Regions from separate parts of the Homo sapiens genome. Here region 2 is linked to region 1. The links are chromatin loops, found by intact Hi-C in ENCODE. Cell type or tissue: breast epithelium. All regions are shown on one strand. Each heading gives the region's core, and the rest is flanking DNA. Links, peaks and the distances in the headings are about the cores only.

Region 1 (11,307 bases), core at 1,471-9,470:
TCTCAAAAAAAAAAAAAAAGAAAAAAAGAAAAAGAAAGGTTACTCAGGCAATGACAAGGCAAGTCTTTGTCCTGATAAATAATCAAAATATGGTTAATTTCCCCAAACTAATCAAGAAAACTAATCAAGAATTACACGTGGCTTTTAAACTAGTGCCAGTTGTTATTTTTTTATTTTTTTATTTTTTATTTTTTTAGTCTCCTCCCTTGATATCTGAGGTGCCAATCACTAGAAATGAAGAGAACCACATAATGCAGGGAGTCTCTCTTGTCCAAGGATGCATCCCAGGTGCCTAACACTGAATTAACAAAGGCTAATACGAGATTCAGCTCTGTTATTTGTAATACAGTTTCTCTGAACACAATTGGGGGAGTTATTATAGTGGGCACTTTAGACAATAGAAGCGCCTTATGAGCATCCCCCCATCCCCGCCTTCCTGGAAGAGGGTCGGTTTCACCCCCAGCTATATGTGAACATTCCACTGGTATTTCCTTTTTTTGTTAGGCCAGGAAGCAAGATACCAGATGGAACCAAGCTGGGACGCTGGCTTCTTGCTGGTAGGCAGGAAAAAGAAAACCCTTGTCAGCTGTCAGAGACAGAGTACACTGGGGAACCCATCTGGTTCTTCAATTTGGTGTTTTTCGAAAGATGGAATGGCTTGGGCTGGTAGCTCTGATGGTTGCTGGTTATATAGGGGAATGGTGGTCCATGGGGAATGGAACTCACACTTAGAAGTACCTGCTAAGTGCTGGACAGCCTTTCTCACATTTCCTCCCAGCAATCCTAGAGGCAGGCCTGGTTGCCTTTGTGAAGCTCAGAGTGGTTAAGTAACTTGCTCAAAATCACAGAGCTACTAAGTGGTACAGCTGTTGCCTGACCTATCCAGAACCTGGGCTCTTAATGTTTTATATCATGAATATGTTAATATACATGCTAAGGTAAGGGGGAGGCCTTGCAAAACTAGCTTACTCCTGAGATTTATACCCAAAGCAGAAGGACTTTATTTTTAAAAACTTTCTCACATCTAATGTTCTCCTCCATATCCTCCATGCCTAGCACAGGCCTGGCACAGAGAAAGTAAAGGTATCTCAGGCTTCAGTCTCATGCCAAGGAAGTGAGGGATCAGGGACTCAGGCTCAGCTTCCATCAGAAGCACCATATACAGCCTCGCTGGATGATGCTTGAGGTGAGGAGGGACTGGGGCGTCCTTTTGCGGATGTGACCGTGGGGTGATAAGGAATAGCTGTGTGTGACAGAAACATGACACAGCAGAGCTTGAGGTCAGTAGCCTTTCTGGCCTTCGTGTGCAACCTCAGGGAGTGGTCATCTTTGACAGAGTTCAGGAACACAAGGGCCACATGAATGCTCTCTTGGGAAGCGGGGGTCCAGTGAAAGGTTCGAGCTGCCCCTAGGAAAAGTAAGACTCTGAAAATGGGTACCTACTATTAGCTTCTCTATCAAGACGAGCACACTGACGATGCAGCAAGGAGATGCCTTTTTATTGACTGAGGTTCCAATCAGCAACTACTACATAACAAATCATCCCCAAATTTAACACCATCTTTATCATCTCTCACAGTTTCTATGGTTTAGGAATTTGAGAAGGAAGCGGTGGTTTTGGTTCCAGGTCTCACAAGTCATTGCAGTCAGACAGTATCTGCAGCTGGGACAGCAGTGGCTGAAGCAGCCAGGGGTGGCCCAAGCATCTCTCTCCTCTCATTGGCCTCTCCAGGGTCTCTTTGTGTAGATAGTTCGGGCTTCCTCACAATATGGCAGTCTCAGGGCACCACATTCACATGGTGGCTGAAGCTCTCAAGAGGGGTATTCTGGACACGGAAGAGGCCATGTCGCCTTTTATATCCTATTCGTAGAAATCACATAGCATCATTTCTGCCATACTCTACTGATCAAAATAGTCACAATAGCTGGCCCAGTTTCCAGAAGTAGGGACACAGTCTGTACCTCTCAAAGGTAGGAGTGCCAAAGAATCTGTGGATGTACTTTAAAATTGCTGCACTGAGAGTGGAAGAAAGACAGAAGTAACAGGGCTGTGGATAGGGGAAAGGGAATGTATTGGGAAGAGAGACGCACCATGGAGTCACGTCCCCACAAATACACAGCACATTTCCAGAAAGAAAGGCAGGCAGGCACTGGCCAACCAAAACGAGTTTGAGGAAAAATCTATAAAAGGTTCTGTGCCACACAGGAAAGACTGCCTGACAAATTAGCTAATGAGGACAAGGCATCTGTCCTTGGAGGTCTCCTCCAGATGCAAATTGGCCCAAATTTGAGGCCAACTGACCTCTATGGAAAAAGCAAAACCAAAGTCAGATTCCTGTCATCCAGAGAACAACTGTCACCTTGATCACACTCCAAAATCAAGATAAAAGCTTGGCTTTCCAAGGGTCACAATGGGCTTACAATAAATGAGCCCATGTAGGAAGAAATAAATATGTGAAGCACCTCTTCCACTTGACATTTGGGGCAAAGGAGACGGGCAGCCACTACAGGATGTCTCTCAGCCCCGATAGGCAGATTTCTCCCGGTTGGCACCGCACAGTGTTGCAGCTCGACCCATTTCACTTGAGTGAGCCCAAGGAGGGACAGCATGGACTGAGAGTTCTCTCTCAGGCTGTGTGAACTGATGTCACTCACAGCAGCAACAAATCTTCTAAAAGTCTTCTAAAAGTTCCGGTGTTGATCAGTGCAAAAAACCTACAGCCCATGCTACTGCATAAGCTAACCTTTGACCTATCGGCTCAGTCCAAAAGAGTCTGTGGCAAAGACTGTGGCTAATCAATCCCCAGTACCCATCCAATCTCCCTTTCTGCCTTTTCATAATATTATAGAAAGTCCTGACTATTTTGATCAATAGAGTATGGCAGAAGTTGGCTGGGAATGGTGGCTCACACCTGTAATCCCAGCACTTTGGGAGGCCGAGGCAGGTGGATCACCTGAGGTTAGGAGTTTGAGACCGGCCTGGCCAAAATGGCGAAACTCCGTCTCTACTAAAAATACAAAAATTAGCTGGGTGTGGTGGCGTGGGCCTGTAATCTCAGCTACTCAGGAGGTTGAGGCAGGAGAATCGCATGAACCTGGGAGGCAGGGGTTGCAATGGGCTGAGATCATGCTGCTGAACTCCAGCCTGGATGACAGAGCAAGACTCTGTCTCAAAAAAAAAAAAAAAAAAAGTGATGCTATGTGATTTCTACACCTAGGATATAAAAGGTGATATAAGTACCCACAATGAGAAAGAAAACATTGATCAGCCTCCCTTGCAGCTAGGTGTGGTCATGTGAATATGTCATGATCAGGCAACCACATCATCAGTGAAAGTGATGTGTATAACTTTCAGGTCATCTTCTTATATATCAAGCTATCTGTCCTGGTCTCCCCTTCTTATTTCCTTTTTCTTTCTTTTTTTTTTAATTTCAGTCTTCTCCTTCTGTACTTCCCCGCTTTCTGATGTCTCAGAAATAGTAACCACTGTAGTGGTCTTGGAATTCCTGAGGAGCGGAGAGCTCCCTGTTGGCCTAAACTGCTCATCTCTGGGGTATTCCAAGTGAGAGATCTTTTTCTCATCGAAGGCACTTATTAAGCCATAACCTGCATCTCATTTTAGCCACTTCACGATGGGATCTCTTTGTTATGGCAGCTTACCCTATGTTCTAACTAATACAGAATCCCTGGGCCACCTCAAATATTCCACATTAAGAACCTAATGTGAGAAAGAATCATAGAAGAAACCCTAGAAACTAGATCCCAAAAGTCCCTCAAAAGATGTGCACATATCTGTCTTTCTGAACCTTTTCCCTGTCTTCCCATTCCTTCCTATTTGTCAGAGGTATGCAATGTAGGTCTTCCATGACTCCATGTATGACTGACTGACACTGACCATTCTTGGTAAGAGCTTGCAATCCACTCAAATCAGTTCAAATGAAGGGAAAGGCATACTCTAGAAGACAGAGGCTTCACTGAAAAGGCAGAGATACTGGGCTTCCTGGGGATTTGGGAAAACATCTGAGGAAAAAAAGCAAATACTCTCTCCATCTCTCTTTTGGGGATGGCCACCTCTGGCCTCTTGGGCTGGCCTCTAGGTGGACCAGCACTCTCTACTATGAATTCTGCCTTTCCCAGCTGTAGCTTCTATGTGACTGTGTCCTATCCTACGGAATGATTTGCTTAGCATCCTAAGGCTGATTCAGCCCTGAGTGTCTTTGAAAGAGACATTCTGATTTGCTGCTGGCCAGCTGATAAACAGACTAGCCTAGGATCAATTGTCCACTTAAGGTTTGGTCAACAATGACTGAGATGGCAGGGAGGTGTCTTGGAGAGCAGAGGGCTGCCCCTTCCAAAGGTCATGAGTGCACGGTCTGGAAGTTGCTGAGGACAGGGCAACTAATTTAACATACATTAAGTCCCCTGGCACTCTGGATATATGGGGAATTCACGTTTACTTTTAAATAGAAGGCCTTATGCAACATTTCTCAAGTTAGTAGTGGTCAAAGAGATGGTTGTGTATTCCTGGTCTTTCTCTTCAATTAAAAAATAAGCTACTAGAATGAAGCAGCTCATAGGAATTCTCTTGACTCTCAGCACCTAGCAATGTGCTCTGCAAAAAGGAGGGTTTCAGAGTAGCAGAGGTATCCATGTTGGCTGGATTTTGAAAATCCAGGAATAATGTTGCAACAACAAGCCTGCATTAAAAAGGATGTGCTATGAGGATCCATTTCATAAAGTGTGGTTTGCACAAACTTATTCTCTCTCTATTTCTGCTGTAGAGGTACAAATAAATTTTCTTAAAGAAAAAAAGGAGGGTTTCAATAACAGCTGACCTACTGATGCAAATTTGAGCAGCAGACACATGATAAAGGGCACAAAATCTCAAGGAAGAGAACCAATGGGAGAAGATGGGTAAGTGTCATTTAGAGGCATTCCACAAAATGAACTAAAGATGAACCAGACTGGGCCGGGCGTGGTGGCTCACGCCTGTAACCCCAACACTTTGGGAGGCCGAGGCAGGTGGATCACGAGGTCAAGAGTCCAGGCCAGCCTGGCCAAGATGGCGAAACCCCATCTCTACTAAAAACATAAAAATTAGCCGGGTGTGGTGGCAGGCGCCTGTAATCCCCGCTACTCGGGAGAGTGAGGCAGAGAAGTGCTTGAACCCGGGAGGCGGAGGATGCAGTGAGCTGAGATCGCTCTACTGCACTCCAGCCTGGGCAACAGAGTGAGACTCCATCTCAGAGAAAGAAAAAAAAAAAAAAAAGATGAAACAGACTGATAACATGGTGGGTTTCCAGAGAGGAAAACAAGGTGGAAACAAGAAAGAGCTGCTTGGAGTACTTGGGGGATGTGACAAGAACTGACATATTTGCAACACAGAGCACATTTCCACCTTTCACTGGCCACAAAGCTATCAGGAAGTCAAACTGGGGCCAAAAAAAAAGACATAACTGACCTGATTGAATAACCCAGGTAAGTTTTTCAAGCCACTTGTTGGAAGCAGGAGGGGGAGGATATCCCTTCTATGGTCACTGAGCTTCCCAAACTCTTCTCACCCCTAGAAATTCACAGGTCTACGATTCCCCGATTCCCCAGGCTCATCCTGCCTGTAGGCTAGCAGGGCTCAGTAAGACACAAGGATAAGCAGAATTCTCACGGCATGCAGTGATAACGAGCTGCTCCTATGAATTTCTTTTCCAGGGTTGAACATCTCATTTCTCCTGGGTTTCTTCCTCTGTCTCCACCTTCTCATTGGATCCTGCAGGGAGGGGGCCCCCAGCAGTCAGCCTCAATGCACCCTAACAGTTTCACGTCTCCCACTCCCCACACATACACATGCACACTTTGCTCCAGCCATACAGAATCTCTGTCTTTGGCTATACTATTCCCTCTCTGGCTAGATGCCCAGCCCCACGTTTGTTTTCAGGTCCATTTTTATGTATTTGTAAAGACTGGGCAGCGATTTCATTTCTCTGAAGCCTTGCCATATCCCCCTAGGAAAAACTGTCACTCCTTGCCAGCCTCAAGCTCCCACGGCATGCTGCTCATTCCTCTATTACAGCATTTATCACACTTGAGGGTAATTATCTGCAGGCTATTATGTTTCTCCCTTGCAGGACTGTGAGCAACTTTGAGCTGATCTATAATAGTTTGTATTTCTTCCAGTACCTGGGTGAGACCGGGCAATTGCAGGCACTCTGCAAATGATGTGTGCATGAACGAATGTTAGAAAGACCCAAGAGAGTCAAAGGGTGTTGGGGGTTGGGGAGCTGAGAGCCACAGCAGTCAGTCCATGGAGGGATAAATGTCCCCTCTACAATCAAGCAGCACAACACAGCAGTCTTAGGGCTCCAGAAACTTGCAGAGCAAACTTGCAGAGAGACAGCAAGCCCTACCCCTGATCCCTGACTGCTCTGAAACTCAGTCCTTCCACCTCAGGAGGAATCACACTCTGCCAGGTGTCCAGGATGGACTCCGCCATTCACCGGGGAGAGAGAGCTAGGACAGAGGCAGGGACCAACTGGAGAGGGACAAGGAGGGGAAACCTGCACCTGAAAGAAATGGGGGAGACTAAAGAAACAGCCCTAAAGATTACCGCAGTAACAAAGTTATCAGGAAGCAACTACTGTCTTTGAGTACAGAATCATTCTGACTTGCTTCTAAATGAAAGACGTTTCAGAAATCTTCAAACTCCTGCTGCTGTGGTTAAAGAAAAGGAAGCTTTTGTCATGCAAACACTCTATTACTAAGAAGAAAACCCCACCTGTACACAAAGGCAGCAATCAACCTCTCCCAGCCTCCTTCAGTTTCTTCGAATGGAGTCAGCATTTTTGCCTCTCTCAGCCCAGCTGGGCTTTCAAACTCTAAATTAAAAGTGGAAAAAAGGCTTCCACATTCTTCCTGTTAAATGGACCTCCAGCAGCTTCATTCTATGAAAATCTACAGGAATTCCTTAAGGGTGATGATTCTTTCCTACGGACTCTCTAATGAAGCTCTTGACATCACTTGCAGCCACAAGGTTTGGCGTAAATACTGACCACCCTTCAAATTCCAGGTTGTGACATTTTTGATTGGATCCCCTAAACGCAGACTATTTTTTTTTAAATATAAAGCTTTTTCCATCCATATTTGGAAAACTAAACTAAAATTAGCACTTCTCCTATCACATGCCCTGCACGACTTCTGTAGAAATTATCTCTGCCTGCTTAGTCACTTGGTTCTATTTGGTGACAGAAAAAAGCAAAGATCTCTCTATTCCAAAAGTATAAGCTCTTTTACTCTCAATTACCCAGACTAGTGGGGGGCCTGGAGCAGCAAAGTGGAAAGCAAGCACAATCAGAAAATAATACGGCAGATTCTCTAGTTCCACAAAATTAGTATCCCCATGGTGATAACGCAGCTTGCTACTCTCATCCAGTTTGTCATCAAATCTTGGCGATTCTAGCCTGAAATACTTCCTGAAGCCATCCCCCATATGTTCCCACTGCCCCCACCTTCACGTGTCTTATCCGTGGCTTCCCACGGCCCATGGGAGAGAGCGCAACATCCTTCCCATGGTTTCCCAGGCCCCCAGTCCACGCAGGCCACCACGGACCACTCCAGCTTCCCTGCAGGCTGTTCTTCCCCCGTCCATGACAAAGATTCTCTCCTTGACCAAACTCCACTCCGGTTCTTCTGAGCTCTCTTCTCAAAGAAGCCCTAGCTTTGGGGCTTCTGCGTTCCTCTCTGCATTGTCTGATTCTAGCAAAAGCCCTATGAGTCAGTTTAGCAAAATCCTCCATCTGCCACATGCTCACCCTTGATATCTGATCCTGTTCCTCATCCTCCACCATCCTCCACCATCCTCCTGGCCTGCCTTCAGTGAGAATCCTGTTAGGTCCATTGAGTCAGAATCCCCCCTTACCCTGATGTTTCCTCTTAGTAATTTTCCACCCACTAACCCCACCCTACTGCTTGGCTAAAAATTCCCACTTTTCCTATTATATTTGGAATTGAACCCAGTTCTATACTGAGGTCTCTTTTCCCTGATGGCAACCATTTTTCTAGATAAAGTTTGTTTTTAGTGCTTTACCATCTAGCTCTGGCTTTTCTTTGACATCCACCCCAGGGCAGCCACGTGGATCTGCCAGTTCCTCAAATGCATCACGCTGTTTCTCACCTTGGGATCTGCTTACCTGCCATTCTCTCTGCCTGGAAGGATCCTTCTCCGCTGACCCTCCTCTCTCTTGTCCAGTAACTCTTCCCCATCCTTCTGGTTTCAACTTCAGCATCTTGTCTTGAGAAAGACTTAGCACCCCACTGACTGCCCTGCCATTCACTTCCAGAGTGTCCTGCGCCTGTCCTTGCAACACATTCCTCACGCTACTGACCAACCGAACACCTGCTCTTCCTATAGAATATGAGCTCTATTAGAGCAGAGACCACATTTGTCTGGTTCCCTATTACCGTTCTTCAATTCTAAGATACAATTTTTATTTTACATTTTAACATTCTGAAACTGGAATGCATCTTTTTTTTTTTTTTTTTTTTTTTTTTTTTGAGATGGAGTCTCGCTCTGTCACCCAGGCTGGAGTGCAATGGCGCGATCTCGGCTCACTGGAAGCTCTGCCTCCTGGGTTCACACCATTCTCCTGCCTCAGCCTCCAGAGTAGCTGGGACTACAGGCACCCACCACCACGCCCAGCTAATTTTGTTTTTGTATTTTTAGTAGAGACGGGGTTTCACTGTGTTAGCCGGGATGGTCTCGATCTTGATCTCCTGACCTCGTGATCTGCCCACCTCGGCCTCCCAAAGTGCTGGGATTACAGGAGTGAGCCACCGTGCCTGGCCTGGAATGCATCTTAAAAACAACACTGTGCCATAATTTAATGGTCAGTATTGTTTCTTTCTCAGCAAAACATAAAATAATGATAGCTCTTACAATAGATGGCATTTTAAGATTTAACAAAATTTGGTACGTGCCTTTGTCTCCTGGGCATAATGCCTGGCACACAGTAGCAATCAAAAATACAGTCATGCGTTGCTTAACGACAGGGATATATTGTAAGAAATGCATCATTAGGCGATTTCATCATGGGGTGCACATCATAGAATTAACTTACACAAAGCTGGAAGGAGGAGCCTACTACACACCTAGGTTATATGGTACAGCCTGCTGCTCCTAGGCTATAAACCTGTACGGCATGTTACTGTACTGAACACTGTAGGCAACTGTAACACAATGGCAAGTATTTGTGTATTTAAACATAAAAAAATACAGTAAAGACATGGTATTATAATTTCATGGGACCACAGTCATATATGTAGGTTGACTGCAATGTCATTATGCAGCACATGACTATACCTGTTAAACTACAAACAGAGGCTGGGCATGGTGGCTCACACCTGTAATCCCAGCACTTTGGGAAGCTGAGGTGGGCAGATCACCTGAGGTCAGGAGTTCAAGACCAGCCTGGCCAACGTGGTGAAACCCCGTCTCTACTAAAAATACAAAAATTAGTGAGACATAGTAGCGGGCGCCTCTCAGCTACTCGGGAGGCTGTGGCAGGAGAACTGCTTGAACCTGGGAGGTGGAGGTTGCAGTGAGCCAAGATCGCGCCATTGCACTCCAGCCTGGGTGACAAGAGTGAAACTCTGTCTCAAAAAAAAAAAAAGAAAAAGAAAAAGAAAAATTACAGACAGACATTTCCTGAGGATCTAATATCAATCAGTTTTGCTATGTAGCAGACACATCTTAAAATCTCAGTGGTTTACAACAGCAAAGATTCACTGGCTTCTCCTGGATCTGCAGGCTGGCTGTGGCTCTGCTGGCTTCAGCTGGGACAGATCCTGAGCTGCAGGGTGGGTCCGGGTCAGTTCCATGTGCCACTGCATTCTCCTTGGACCAGCAGCGCCCAGGGTATATTCTTCTCCAGGAAGATCTCTGAGATGCAAGAGGCCATGCTGGTCTCATGCTGACTGCCAACACACCACGGGCCAAAGCAAGCCCCGCATCCACGGGGCAGGGACATTTCCTCTGGCCATTCTGCCAGGTCACACAGCAGAGGGAGGGAGTGAAGAACTGAAAGTAAAAATCCAGTCTATCACAGACCCCATATGGTGGTGGTGGGTTTGGGGTAGGTGGAGCGTGTGAAGGGACACCAAACTCCAAGTTTCAGCAGTAGCTAAAGGACAGTTCCCTCGATGAACTATATACAATATACCCTGGTCATCACGGATGCAGGACACAAAAGCCACAGAGTTAGCAGTGTTGGTCTGATTTGGTGACCCCTCTGCCTAGCAGCCCTTAGGACCCTCCTCCTGGGGTTCCCCACCTCTGAGGTTTTATTTGAGGTATCTATTTGAGAGGGTAAGGCAAGAAGCAGTCACTGTCCCTAATTCTTTCTTCTCATAGATACATATATATTCACTGTGAGCCCAGAATCCAGCAATAAATCAAGGTCAGTCACCAGCTAACTTAGGCATTAGAACTCCAAGGGGAAAGTGCAACTGTCCAAGGTCCTTAGAACACAGATATTGATGGATTAGGCCATGGCTTTCAAGGAACATGGAAGGGTTCTGACTCCACTGACTCCAGGTCTGGGGCTGTTGTAGAGAGAGATAATGAGGTCTGTGCACCAAGTACAGAAAATGAACTTGAAATACAGGCTGGGAGGTGTCCTCCTAACCAAGCATGGCTCTACCAAGTCCCACACCATAGGCAGACCAGGAGTTCTCCCTACCAAGGCGATTCTTTACTAGCAGCTCTCCTTACCGAGGCGATTCTTTACTTCCAGCTCTCCCTGCCAAGGGGATTCTTTACCGGCAACTGTCCAGTTCCCACACAGCATCCAGCACTTCCAGTCTCCCTTGGAAGCTCACTTTCCTTCGCTCTTGCACTCTACTCTGATCACTCTCTGGCAGTTTCACATCCTCTTGGCTATATTTCTGCTCTGGCACTTAGTGAATGGCTGTGCCTTGCTTAAGTGTGACTTCTCGGGGACTGTATTAGTTGGCTACGGCTGCTGCAACAAAGTACCACAGACTAGGCAGCTAAAACAATAGAAATGTATTGTCTCCTCGTTCCAGAGGCCAGAAGTCCAAGATCAAAATGTCCGCAGGGTTGGCTCCTTCAGAGGGCTGCGAGAGAGAATCTGTTCCGAGCCTCTCTCCTGGCTTCTGGTGTTTGCTGGCGATCTCTGCTGATCCTTGGCTTGTAAATGCATCATCCCAATTTCTGCCTTCACCTTCACATGGTGATCTCTCTGTGTGATGTCGGTGTCCAAATTTCCCTTCTTATAAGAACACCGGTCATATCAGATT
Region 2 (11,307 bases), core at 1,549-9,548, 74 kb after region 1:
TGCTCCAAGTCTTCACATCATCTTCCCTCTGTACATATTTCTGCTTCCAAATTTCCCCTTTTCATAAGGACTCCAGTCGTATTGGATTAGGACCCACCTAACAACTTCATTTTTACTTGGTTACCTTTATAAAACTCCATCTTTAAATAAAGTCACATTCTGAAATACTGGGGGTTAGGACTTCAACACAGGAAAATTGTGGGGGAAGGCTGGGCTATAATTCAACCCAAAATGATAGTGTTGTGCCAGTTCTGCTTTCTACAGAGTGATGGGGAGAACTGAGCCCACTGCAGCTGCACACAATGACTGACAGGTTGCCTTTCTAAGCCACAGCTCATCAGCCAACACATCCCCTTCTTTGAGAAATGACAGAACGGCCCAAGAGAAGCAGCAGCAAGCTCTATCCATCCTATGAAAGCTTCCTGATTTCCAGAGGCATTTGGTGTGTGGAGCCGGCATTAGGTGCCCTAGAGAAACAGCTGAATTCCTGGTAAAGCTTAGAAAAGGTAAAGGATAACTCAGAATCCAACTTTTTCCCCACATCTCTACTTGCCCTGCAGTGCAAGTTTAAAAGAAAATATATGTGGCACCACCTAGAGGCAGAAGACGAGGCAGATGCTAAAAAGGAAAAGAGGAAGAGTATGGAGCCTGAACAATCTCAACCCCAGCTTTCTTGCTCTTATATTTCGTGGTGATCATTTGCCCAAACTTGCCCTCTCAACCCTATCTCATGGATTTATGCCTTTACACCAGAGCAATAATAACACATGTTCAAGAAACGGTCAGGAACAGTAAAAGCAAGTAAAATTCAAATCCCATTTTTGCACCTACTTTTCTATCTCTGGATTTGGAGATTCATTAATATTTTATCATTTAACAAAGTCCTCAAATTTATCCCTCCTCCACACCCCCCTCAACCAAACACACCCACCAAACATAAAGGGCCAGGTCTGTACATGGAAAGTCAAAGACATCAATCAGTGTAACTTTCCAAAGAAGAAAATGAACCGCCTTGGGAAGACGACCCCAAACATTCAAGATCCCCTCAACCACTTGGTTAGAACACGGAGAGACAGCAGCTAAAATCAACACAGAACTGGAAAAAGATCTTAAGGCTCTTGACCCCTGGTCCCCTGTGGGTTCTGGAAATTTGGACTGCTGCTTTATTACAGAGGGGAGCACTAATCAAAGGACAGTCTCTTCAAGGAAAACATTTCAGAGACTCCCAGGACTAACGGCCATGTAAATATTCATTTCTATAAGAAACCATTATTGACGTTTTTAGAATCTTTTTAAAAAGCAGGTTTGACATGATAATATGTCATGATAGCAGTAAGATTCCATTTCAGCAGGGTAACAGATACCTAGAGAAAAAGACTGAAAGCCCCCACTGGGGGTCTCTGATGGAGGAAGGTTATGGAGACTTATTTTCTGGGCCAACAGGCAAGCTCCATGTAATCGCTCTACTGCTCAATTTCCTCATCTGGAGATGACACCAGCCGGTTACTAATAAGGCTTCCGCAATAATCAAATGAATCAATAGAATGTAAAATGCCTGGGATAGTGTGGCCTAGAGGAAGCTCTAATAAGCTCTCCTCATAATCAGGACTTCCATGGAGCTTCCTCGTTTTTGTAAAACATTATCTTTATTCCTTTTATTTTATTTTTAAGTTATTTGGATAAAACTATCACTGAGGGCACTCCACTAACCAAGAACAGAAATATACTCAAAGTGTCCCAAAATGACCCTCTTCTACAGATTCAAGAGGCAGAAAATCTAATGTCTTAACTCAGCTGGAAATTAATATTAGTCCATCAATAGGTATCTCACAAAGAAATAAAACTAGTAACTAGAGGTAAGGGAAAACACTCAATCTAGCTAGATAATTTTTTTTAATTAAAAAAAGTAACTTTTCAATTATTAAATTAACCAGAAAAATATTTTTTAAAGATGTTACCCAGGGCTGCCAAGACTAAAATAAAGTCATAGTTTTCACATGTTGCCAACAAACTGGTGCAAACCTTTAGCAAAACAAGTCGGCAGTCGGTGTCAAGAGCCAGAAAAGGCGCCTTCCCTCCAACCCAGTAATTTTAATTCTGAGAATTTAGCCTAAGCAAATTTCTCAAAACAGAGGGAAAGTCATGTCCACCCTCCTGTTCACAAGTGAGCACTGTTTCCCATAGTGGAAAACTGGAAAGAAGAGAAATGCCAAATTATGTGTAAATAAACCATATTATAGCAAGTTAATGGCACTAAAAATGATAAAGAGAAAAATGGGGGGAGATACAGAAAAACTGTTAACAGGTTGAAATGTTACATGAGAAAATGTCAAAATATAAAACTGTACACCCCTGGCGATTACACTGGGGAAAAGCCTGAATGAGAACTTCCAGGATGCCAATAGTGGATCTGAGTACAGATGCTTTTCCTCCTTCTCTGCCCTCAATTTTTACAATATGTGATCTTATTACCGTCACGATTAAAAAAAAAAAATCTTCCTGTCTGGTAAAAATCCTTCCTCTGCTGTGGATACAGAAGAGCTGCTCACTGCCTCATATCCCACCATGACACACCTCTCCAGGCTCTTTCTTGCCCTTCGAAAAGGGCAAGAATTCTTTTTTAAGAAGCGTATTATCTTTCCAATGCCAAAGCTCCACAGGGCACTTGAAGTAATCACCTCTCCGAGGCGAGAACACTGCCACCTTCACTCACCTCCCCTTAAGTACCCAGTTGCTCCAAAGAATCAGAGAAAGGGCTTTGTAGCTCATAAGCAAGACACAGAACCAGTCTCCCTCCCTCCGGGAAGGCGGCAGAAATTCCACATCAGCCGTTTCCATCATCCTTGAAAAGGTGGTCAAGTTGGTCACCCTGGAGACCTCAGCCCTGTCCACCCTGACTCTGGCTGAAACCATTGTATATTTCTGTCGTCTGGTTATGCATAAGTTCTTTAAATGATCCTAAACATTTTGACCAGCAGAAGTAAAAGTGCAGAAGAGACTGAAACAGAAGAGACTGAAACATAGAGGGATGGTTAAGTTACAGTGTCACTACTTGACAGAGCATTAGGCAGCCTCCCAAAACAACTGTGAATCCTCAATATAGAATGTGGCCAAGGGCCTCTAATGTTAAGTAGAAAAAAGCAGATAATTGAACCGTATTTCCCCATGACAACGACCAAATAAAATAGTTGATACAGATTTAACCAATAGCAGTTAATGTTTACAAGCCACTTACTGTATACAGGCACTGTGCTGCGTGCTTCATACAGGTTAAAATTTCACAACACTGTTAAGTATCAGAAGCCTTATTACCCCCATTTTGGAGAGGAGGAAATTGAGGCACCAGGAGGTTAAAGAATTCTCTTTAAACCTCCCAAAGGCTAAAGTTTAGAACATTCTGGTAAGTTTCCCACGATCACACAGCCCCCTAAGGGGGAAGAAGGGCTCTGATTTTGACACAAATCGGCCTTCTCAAGGGCTCACACCCTCACTCCTAGGCTGAAAGGGAATATATAAGAAATTTTAGGCCGGGCGCGGTGGCTCACGCCTGTAATCCCAGCACTTTGGGAGGCCGAGGCGGGCGGGTCACGAGGTCAGGAGATCCAGACCATCCTGGCTAACACGGTGAAACCCCGTCTCTACTAAAAATACAAAAAAGTAGCCGGGCGTAGTGGCGGGCGCCTGTAGTCCCAGCTACTCGGGAGACTGAGGCGAGAGAATGGCGTGAACCCGGGAGGCGGAGCTTACAGTGAGCCGAGATCACGCCACTGCATTCCAGCCTGGGTGACAGAGGCAAGACTCCGTCTAAAAAAAAAAAAAAAAGAAAGAAATTTTAAATGAAAGTAGAATTTGTTTTAGAAAAGGGACTTTTTCTCCTTCCCTCTACTGTCTAAACTTTCTAATGTTCTGTTTTCACGATTTAAAGACAAAAAAAGAAGGGCTACAGAGAGAGGTTAATGTATGTTTGGGGCGCATGGTTTTTTAATTATGTTTTGCTCAAAGGACTAAATAAATGCCACTCAAACCTCCACCACACTTGGGGGTTAAGGGTAGGAAGTCAGGGGAAAAAAATAATGGAGAATAGCCAAGAATGAGCCTGTTCCAAACCAAACCAAGCAGCTCCAGGCAGCTGCCGGCAACATCTTTTTTAAAAACATTTGCTCTCCACCATGTCTTCCAGTTTGAGCATGAATTCTAAAATCATGAGACTGGAGTGACAGGACACAGAATGCCATAGAATGCACTAATATCACACAGCTGCTATTGACAAAGCTGGGCATACAATTTAGGAATCAACTCCTTAATCCTGCGTTCTTTCAGAAACTGATCATGTGCCAAACATTCCCAGGTCAGCTAACGATAATCCGTATGTGCCGAAGTTGAAATATACACCATATCTCAAAAATGGTAACTTGGCACACTTGTACAGTGTTTAATAAATCCTCAAAACCAGACAGATGACAGAGCTCACCCATACTATGTCATTTGCTCAGATTACTAATGTTATAGCTCTAGTAATTCTGAGGCCATGTTAGAAACAGAGAAAAGCTAAAATAGACATAATAATACTTTTAAAAAATAATTCTGCAGGCCGGGCTTGGTGGCTCACATCTGTAATCTGTAATCCCAGCACGTTGGAAGGCGGAGGTAGATGGATTATTGAGCTCAGGGGTTCAAGAGCAACCTGGGCAACGTGGTGAAACTCTGTTTCTACAAAAAATAAAAATACATTAGCCAGGCGTGACGGCGCACTCCTGTGGTCCCAGCTACTAGGGGGATCAAAGTGGGAGGATCACTTGAGTCCAGGAGGTCGAGGCTGCAGTGAGCTGTGATCATGCCATTGCATTCCAGCCTGGGCTGGAAAACAATAAACAAACAAACAATTCTGCAAAAATAAAAATTCAGTGTGTATAGTGATCAATTCAGAAAGATCATATGCAACAAGCAGTATGAAATATTCTCCCCAAATAACACACCCCCAATTTTCCCATCCCAAAAACTTCTCTGAAGGGCAGGAGCAGGCACTGGGGATATGGGACCCCTTGGATGGGCGAAGGACCAGTTTCAGAGGGGGCAGCTTGCTCCAGAGGTGTGTGAACTCCAAAGCCAGTGCCCGTTCCCATGCGTCAACAGACTCGGCCCCAAATTCTGGTCAGAAATATGTTAAAAATTCAAATGACTGACTGGGCACAGTGGCTCATGCCTGTAATCCCAGCACTTTGGGAGGCTGAGGTGGGCGGATCATGAGGTCAGTAGTTTGAGACCAGCCTGGCCAACATGGTAAAACCCCGTCTCTAATAAAAATACAAAAATTAGTTGGGCACGGTGGTGGGTGCCTGTACTCCAGCTACTCAGAAGGCTGAGGCAGGAGAATCGCTTGAACCCGGGAGGTGGGGGTTGCAGTGAGCCGGGATCACACCACTGCACTCCAGCCCCGGGTGACAGAGCAAGACTCCGTTTCAGGGAAAAAAAAAAGTTCAAATGATTAACCTGTCTTCAGCTATTTCCTCAGCTGGCTTCCAGGGAGACAGCAGGCTCAGAGCCAGGACACATAGTTCTCCTGTCAGACAGGCCACGTGGCCTGGTGCCCAAAGCACATGAAAGAGCCAGGAACCATCGTCCAGTCATGTGGTCTCAAGGCAATCCCCTGTGAGACAACCCTGTGCCCACCACTTGTCAGTCATGCTTCCTACCTACCAGGGCACCCAGGAGGACAACCACACAGGGCACCATGGCCAAGCTCACTCTGCAGAGACAAACTGAAGAGGAAGAGAAATACACCTCTGCAGGGCAGGGAGCAGGATCATTTGACACCACGGACCCCTCTCAACTCACATCCCCGGTGCCTCTTTTCTCGTAGATGATCATCAACCCAAATCTCATGCATGTTTCGGCGTCATGAAACAGGTAAAGGGCAGAAAAGGAGGTGGGGTGGGAAGGATCACAAAACCATTTGATCCTGGTGGTGCCCATTAGAAGATGATGTCCCCAGCAAAGCTCAAGCCATATCTATCGGCAGAGAAAAGGGGATGGGAAAGCACGTTACTATGTATTCAGTCCCAACTCCATGCTGAATACTTGGCAGGATGCTATGCCTCATTTAATCATCAAGAAAATTCCACGGTGCTCTGTAAGATGGTCACCAGCATGGACTCTGGTGTCAGGCAGCCCTGGGTTCCCAAGTCCAATGTGCCACTTGCTGGTTTTAAGATGCTGCAGCCACATAACCTCTGGGATGCTCAGTTGGCTCGTACATAAAGCGAAGGCAAGGATGGGACTCCAGGGTAGGGATTAGTAGAGCCTGATGGTAAAACCTTCTGCTCTCTCAAAGCGTTGGCTCCACCACCACCAAGATCCCTGTGTCTACACAGAGCATGTGACTCTGAGATGGAGATACAGCAAAGAAGCAGGACTGCTGGCAAGAGGCACAAAACCACCAGCTTGCAGCAAGCAGAGTGTGCAGGGTCTAAGCCTGCTCAGGACCTGCTCCCCTCTGCCCCAGGATGGCTGCCACCCCACCCCAGCAAAGGGCCAGGCCACTCACGGCACTCCTTCTCATCACTCTTGTCGAAGCAGTCAGGCAGCCCGTCACACTGCCAGGCGCCCGGGATGCACCGTCCATTGCTGCACATGAAGTTGCCTGGTATGTTGCACTCATTGGTGAAGTTGTTCCCGGGGAGCAGCTGGCTCTCTGTCAGAGAGAGGGGACAGGTCAGACGGCACAGCAACAGCAGGGACCTCAGCGCCCCTCAACTGAAAGGTGTGTGGTTTGGTATAGGTGAGACTTCTGGTAGATGACTCAACCTCTCTGACCTTCAGTTTCCTCATCTGTGAAATGGACTAATAATCTGCCCCAGTCCACCTCCAGAGATTCTGAGAGGACTAAATGGAGAAATACAGGGAACAAACATACTTGAATGTCAGGCACAAAATGGGTGTTCACTGACTTTTTTTCTTTCTCCATCAAAGACTGGTTGTAAAATCCAAATGTTCTTTTCTGGCCATCAGCAGTGGTTAAAAATTAAAATTCTAGACAGGAGTGAGCACTGGACTCCCAATGTCTCCAACATTAGGAACTGCAAGATCTTTCCAGGCCTCACACTCTGTAGCCCTTACAATCACAGAATCCTTGAAGTTGGGCCAAGTTGGAAGGAATACCGGGAGATCATTTCACTCTAGGAAACAGGAGCCCAGACCTATAAAACCAACCTGCCTGAGGTGGCACAGGTAGAAAAGGCCACATTGAATCTTGAACTTGGGATTTGTAACCTCCAGCAGGGTCCCAAGGTCATGGAATTGCCTTTCAAGAGTTACTGGAAGCTGAGAACCAAGCTGCAAGTTCAGATTCAACTCCACTGAACATGGTCATAAAGTGCCAAAGCCCCCAACCCGAACAGCCAACCCTCAGGCTAGAAAGCAAAGAGAGAACACCAGTGCTGTGGCGGTGGAGGTGGGCAGGGTGCTGAGTTCATCTACCAGTAGACCCTGGGGGGAGATTTTCAAGGGAGCCAGGATCTGATCGATCTGACCAGTCTGATCCATTGTGATCAATGGCTGAGAGATAAGGAGCCATGTGAGTAAAAGAGTTTTGGGGAAAAGCAGGAAAAAAAAAAAAAAAGACCAGTCCTTCAGCACACCACAACTCCAGAGCTCCCTCCTGAGTCATTCCATAAGCATTTACTGGACATTTATGACCAGATACTTGTGCTATGTTCTAAAGATGCAGAGATAAAGGCTAGGGCTTATTATACCTTTAGGCTGGAAAGGCACACACAGCAAAATAAGAACAGGGATGTCTAGACCCGCCTCGGGGTAGCAGAAGAGAAGGTCCCTGATTCTCTTTCATAAACCTTGCCAAAGAGAAGCATCTCTAGATTTCCAGATCCCTAACATCATATCCTCCTACAGGCCACTATCCTTTATGCGTGCTGTTCTTTTTACCAGGGATGCCCTTCGGCCTGCTGGGTCTCCCAGTAAATCCATACACACCCTTCAGCAAACAAATATGTCGCCTTTCCTCTGACGTGTCCCCTGGCTTTTCCAAACACAGATGAGCACTAATTCTGTAGTCTGGTGATAGTACCACTGGGGTGATACTAAAAATATTTTATAACTAGAACAAGCGGGCAACAACCAATTGCAATGGACACCGTCACAGGCAAGCAACACCCCACCGGCCTTGTTGCATGGAATTTCCCTTGTAGACCATCTGCTGCATTATACAGAATTAATAACGCACATGCACGTTTCATTACTGAAAATGAGCTTTCATCGCTCACTGGAGAACTCCAGGAGAGAAACTACAATGAGGGGCTCTACCCTGCCCAACTGCCCACATCAGAATCCTAGAAATCTCCCTTGTCCCCTCCTCAATCTATCAACCCCTATATGTGGCCAGTCCCCGACTCTCCATTGCCACAGTTGCGACTCCAGCCAAAGCAGCCACCCTTTCTTACAGGGATTGCTGCACAGCACAACTTCCCAACTTGGCCTCCCTGCCTGCCAGCTTGCCCCTCTCCAACCCACTCTCCCCTCTGTGGCCAGAAGGATCTGTCTAAACACCAAATGAATCATTTCTTAACTTTAAAAGGTCATTGAATGGCTCCCTGGTGTCCTTAAGATAAAGTCAAAATTCAAATAAATCAAAAAAGATTCCGAGAAAGAGGGTAGCATCTACAGTGGATGTTGATAGACACACAGAGATAAAAAGTAAGCACCCTTCAGGTCTAGAGAACAGTGTCAGCAAAGACTCTGTGCAGGAAGACGTAGCCCAGAGCATGGAACAACATGGAATTCAAAAATCATGCAGCTCTGATTGTTAGGAAATGCAAAGGTATTATGCTACTATTTCTCCTATTCTGCTGCAATTTCTCCTATTGTAGTGCAAAGTCAGCCATCCCTAATTAATCATGATGCTCTGTTCCACCGAGCCAAGAATCAATATGAGACTCCCTCTCAAGACCGGACTCCAGAAAGCCACCAACAACCCTGAGAAGAACATGAAACCAATTCACCATCTCCAGGCAAGGGCTTGAGGGGGACCCTAGAAGGGCAGCCAGGTACTGGATACTAGCCAGACAACAAATGCTCAACCCAGAAAACCCCCACATTCCAGCTGTTTGCTAACAACTGCTCTGTTGTTAGAGAACTGCTCTGTAGCAGAGAACTCTTCAGGGGCCTGGAATGTAAGGGTCATTCTGCTTTGTTTGGAAATACTTACACTTGCATTTGTAGAGTTAGCTCCTCCAAGGCAAGCCCCCCTGGAAACGTCACTGCAACTGTGAAATCTTGTTCTGATAAACAGATTTTTGGAGCGGGAAAATTGGCCAGATTAGATTCCAAAGTACTTGCTCTGAGAGTCAATAAGGCTGGCGGCACATGGACTTGACAAATGGATGGGTGGATGCAGAGACTAAATACCATGTCTGTTACACACAGGTGGTCCTGCCAGCCATGGGGCTCAAAGTGCTTTCTCAGCAGGACCAGGGATCCTGGGGCCTGGTGAACAATAACAGAGAGGCACATGCTTTTTGCTCTTCTGAGCAACCGCATTAGGCATGCAGCTGGTGCACAGCCGTGTGCTTTAGGGAAGTGACATCATCAAACTCAAAGCATGAGGAGGGCCGGTAACGGTAGCTCACACCTGTAATCACAGCACTTTGGGAGGCCGAGGCGGGTGGATCACTTGAGGTCAGGAGTTTGAGACCAGCCTACCAACATGGTGAAACCCCTTCTCTACTAAAAATACAAAATTAGCCGGGTGTGGTGGTGCACACCTGTAATCCCAGCTACTTGGGAGTCTGAGGCAGGAGAATCGCTTGAACCCGGGAGGCAGAGGTTGCAGTGAGCCGAGATCACGCCACTGCACTCCAGCCTGGGCAACAAGAGCAAAACTCTGTCTAAAAAAAAAAAGGCATGAGGAGAAACTAAGGCAAAGGCAGGTTAAATCTTATTGATTCTGTCTTCAAAAACCTGCCTCAAACCCATCCAATTTGCATCACTCAACTGGCACCACCCAATCCAAGCCGCCATTATCTCTTGCCCTTTTCAACCATGGGTTTTCAACAGGGATCAATTTTGCCCCCCTGGGAACATATGGCACTGTCTGGAGACATTTTGGGTTGTCATGATGGGGAGATGGGGGTGCTATTGGCGTCTAATGGGCAGAGTCCAGAGATGTTGCTATACCTCCTGCAATACACAAGACAGCCCCCACAATGAAGAGTCATCCCGCTGAAAATGTCAATAGTGCTGAGGTTGACAAACCTTAGTTTCTTAATTAAAAAACCTTTGGACTTCTCACTTCTCACTCCTTCCAGGTCCTTCTCTTCACACAGAGTGAGATTTTAAAATGCACTGATGGGTTCTCCGTGTCCTCAGAATAAATCTAAAACTCTGGCCATAGTTTACAAAGCCCAGCATGGTCCAGTTGCTGCCTGCTTCTAGATATTCATTTCGAACCATCTCCTGCAACACATCTCAGTGCCCCCTGCTGTGAGGCCTCCAGATGTGCTGTTTGCTGACCCCGGACATTCTTCCACCTACCTTTCATCTGTGTAACAGGCTCAATTGTGTCCCCCCAAAATTTACATGTTGAAGTCCTAAACCCTAGAACCTCCGAATGTGACTGTATTTGGAGATGAGGATCTTTAAAGAGGTAATGAAGTTAAAACAATGGCATTAGGGTGGGCCCTAATTCCATATGACTGATGTCCCTCTAAGAAGACATCAGGAAAGAGACCATGTAAGAGGGAAGACCATGTGAGGACACAGGGAAAAGACGACCACTCATTAGCCAAGAAAGAGGGGCCTCAGAGGACGCTAATCCTGCACCTCCATCTCAGACTTCTAGCCTCCAGCACTGTGGGAAAACAAACTTCTGTCATTTCAGCCACCCAGTCTGTGGACTTTGCTATGTTAGGTTGGTGCAGAAGTAACTGCATAATGCACAAGGCAATTACTTCTGCACCAACCTCACAGCAGCCCGAGCAAACTAATACACTTGGCTAACCTCATTCATCCAGACCTCAGCTTACATCACTTCTTCAGGTCCCTTCATGGACACTCAATCTAAAGCTGGTCCCCGTTTTTCACGCTGGTAGTGTCCTGTTTTCCTTTAACCCAGCTTTTGCTTACTGGTGTGTCTGTACTGTCTCTCCATCTAGACTGAACACTCCGTGAAGGCAGAGAGGCACTGTTTTGTTCAACTGTGTTCAGTGGGCACCTGACCACTCTGTAGGTCTCCAGTAAATACTTATAACCACTCTAAGAAGAAAGCCAAGTGTTCAGGCACTAATTTATTTCCTC

Evidence for each region. A loop is a pair of places that touch in the nucleus more often than their neighbours do. Peaks named below come from ENCODE experiments on the same cell type or tissue, not always from the same donor. Only the 100,000 strongest peaks of a DNase experiment are listed, where the experiment ranks them.
Region 2: it touches region 1 in a loop (16-fold over the local background); 8 of 110 quality-filtered maps call a loop at or near these places.

What each region holds. Positions count from the first base shown.
Region 1 is chr11:36,105,557-36,116,863 of GRCh38, reverse strand. All of the region lies in intron 4 of LDLRAD3 (low density lipoprotein receptor class A domain containing 3), which reads right to left. Among named protein-coding and RNA genes, the nearest start is that of MIR3973, 100 kb to the right of the region's middle. RefSeq lists enhancers at 5,048-5,571, 6,670-6,849, 6,622-7,145, 7,670-8,193, 8,194-8,719 and 2 more. In breast epithelium, for the core only: no CTCF peak of the experiment used is centred there; no DNase peak of the experiment used is centred there.
Region 2 is chr11:36,031,487-36,042,793 of GRCh38, reverse strand. LDLRAD3 (low density lipoprotein receptor class A domain containing 3) reads right to left here. Exons shown (of 6, transcript NM_174902.4): 2 at 6,545-6,691. Among named protein-coding and RNA genes, the nearest start is that of MIR3973, 27 kb to the right of the region's middle. RefSeq lists enhancers at 3,616-4,123, 9,381-9,675. In breast epithelium, for the core only: no CTCF peak of the experiment used is centred there; a DNase peak (open chromatin) is centred at 5,563; H3K27ac peaks cover 276 bases.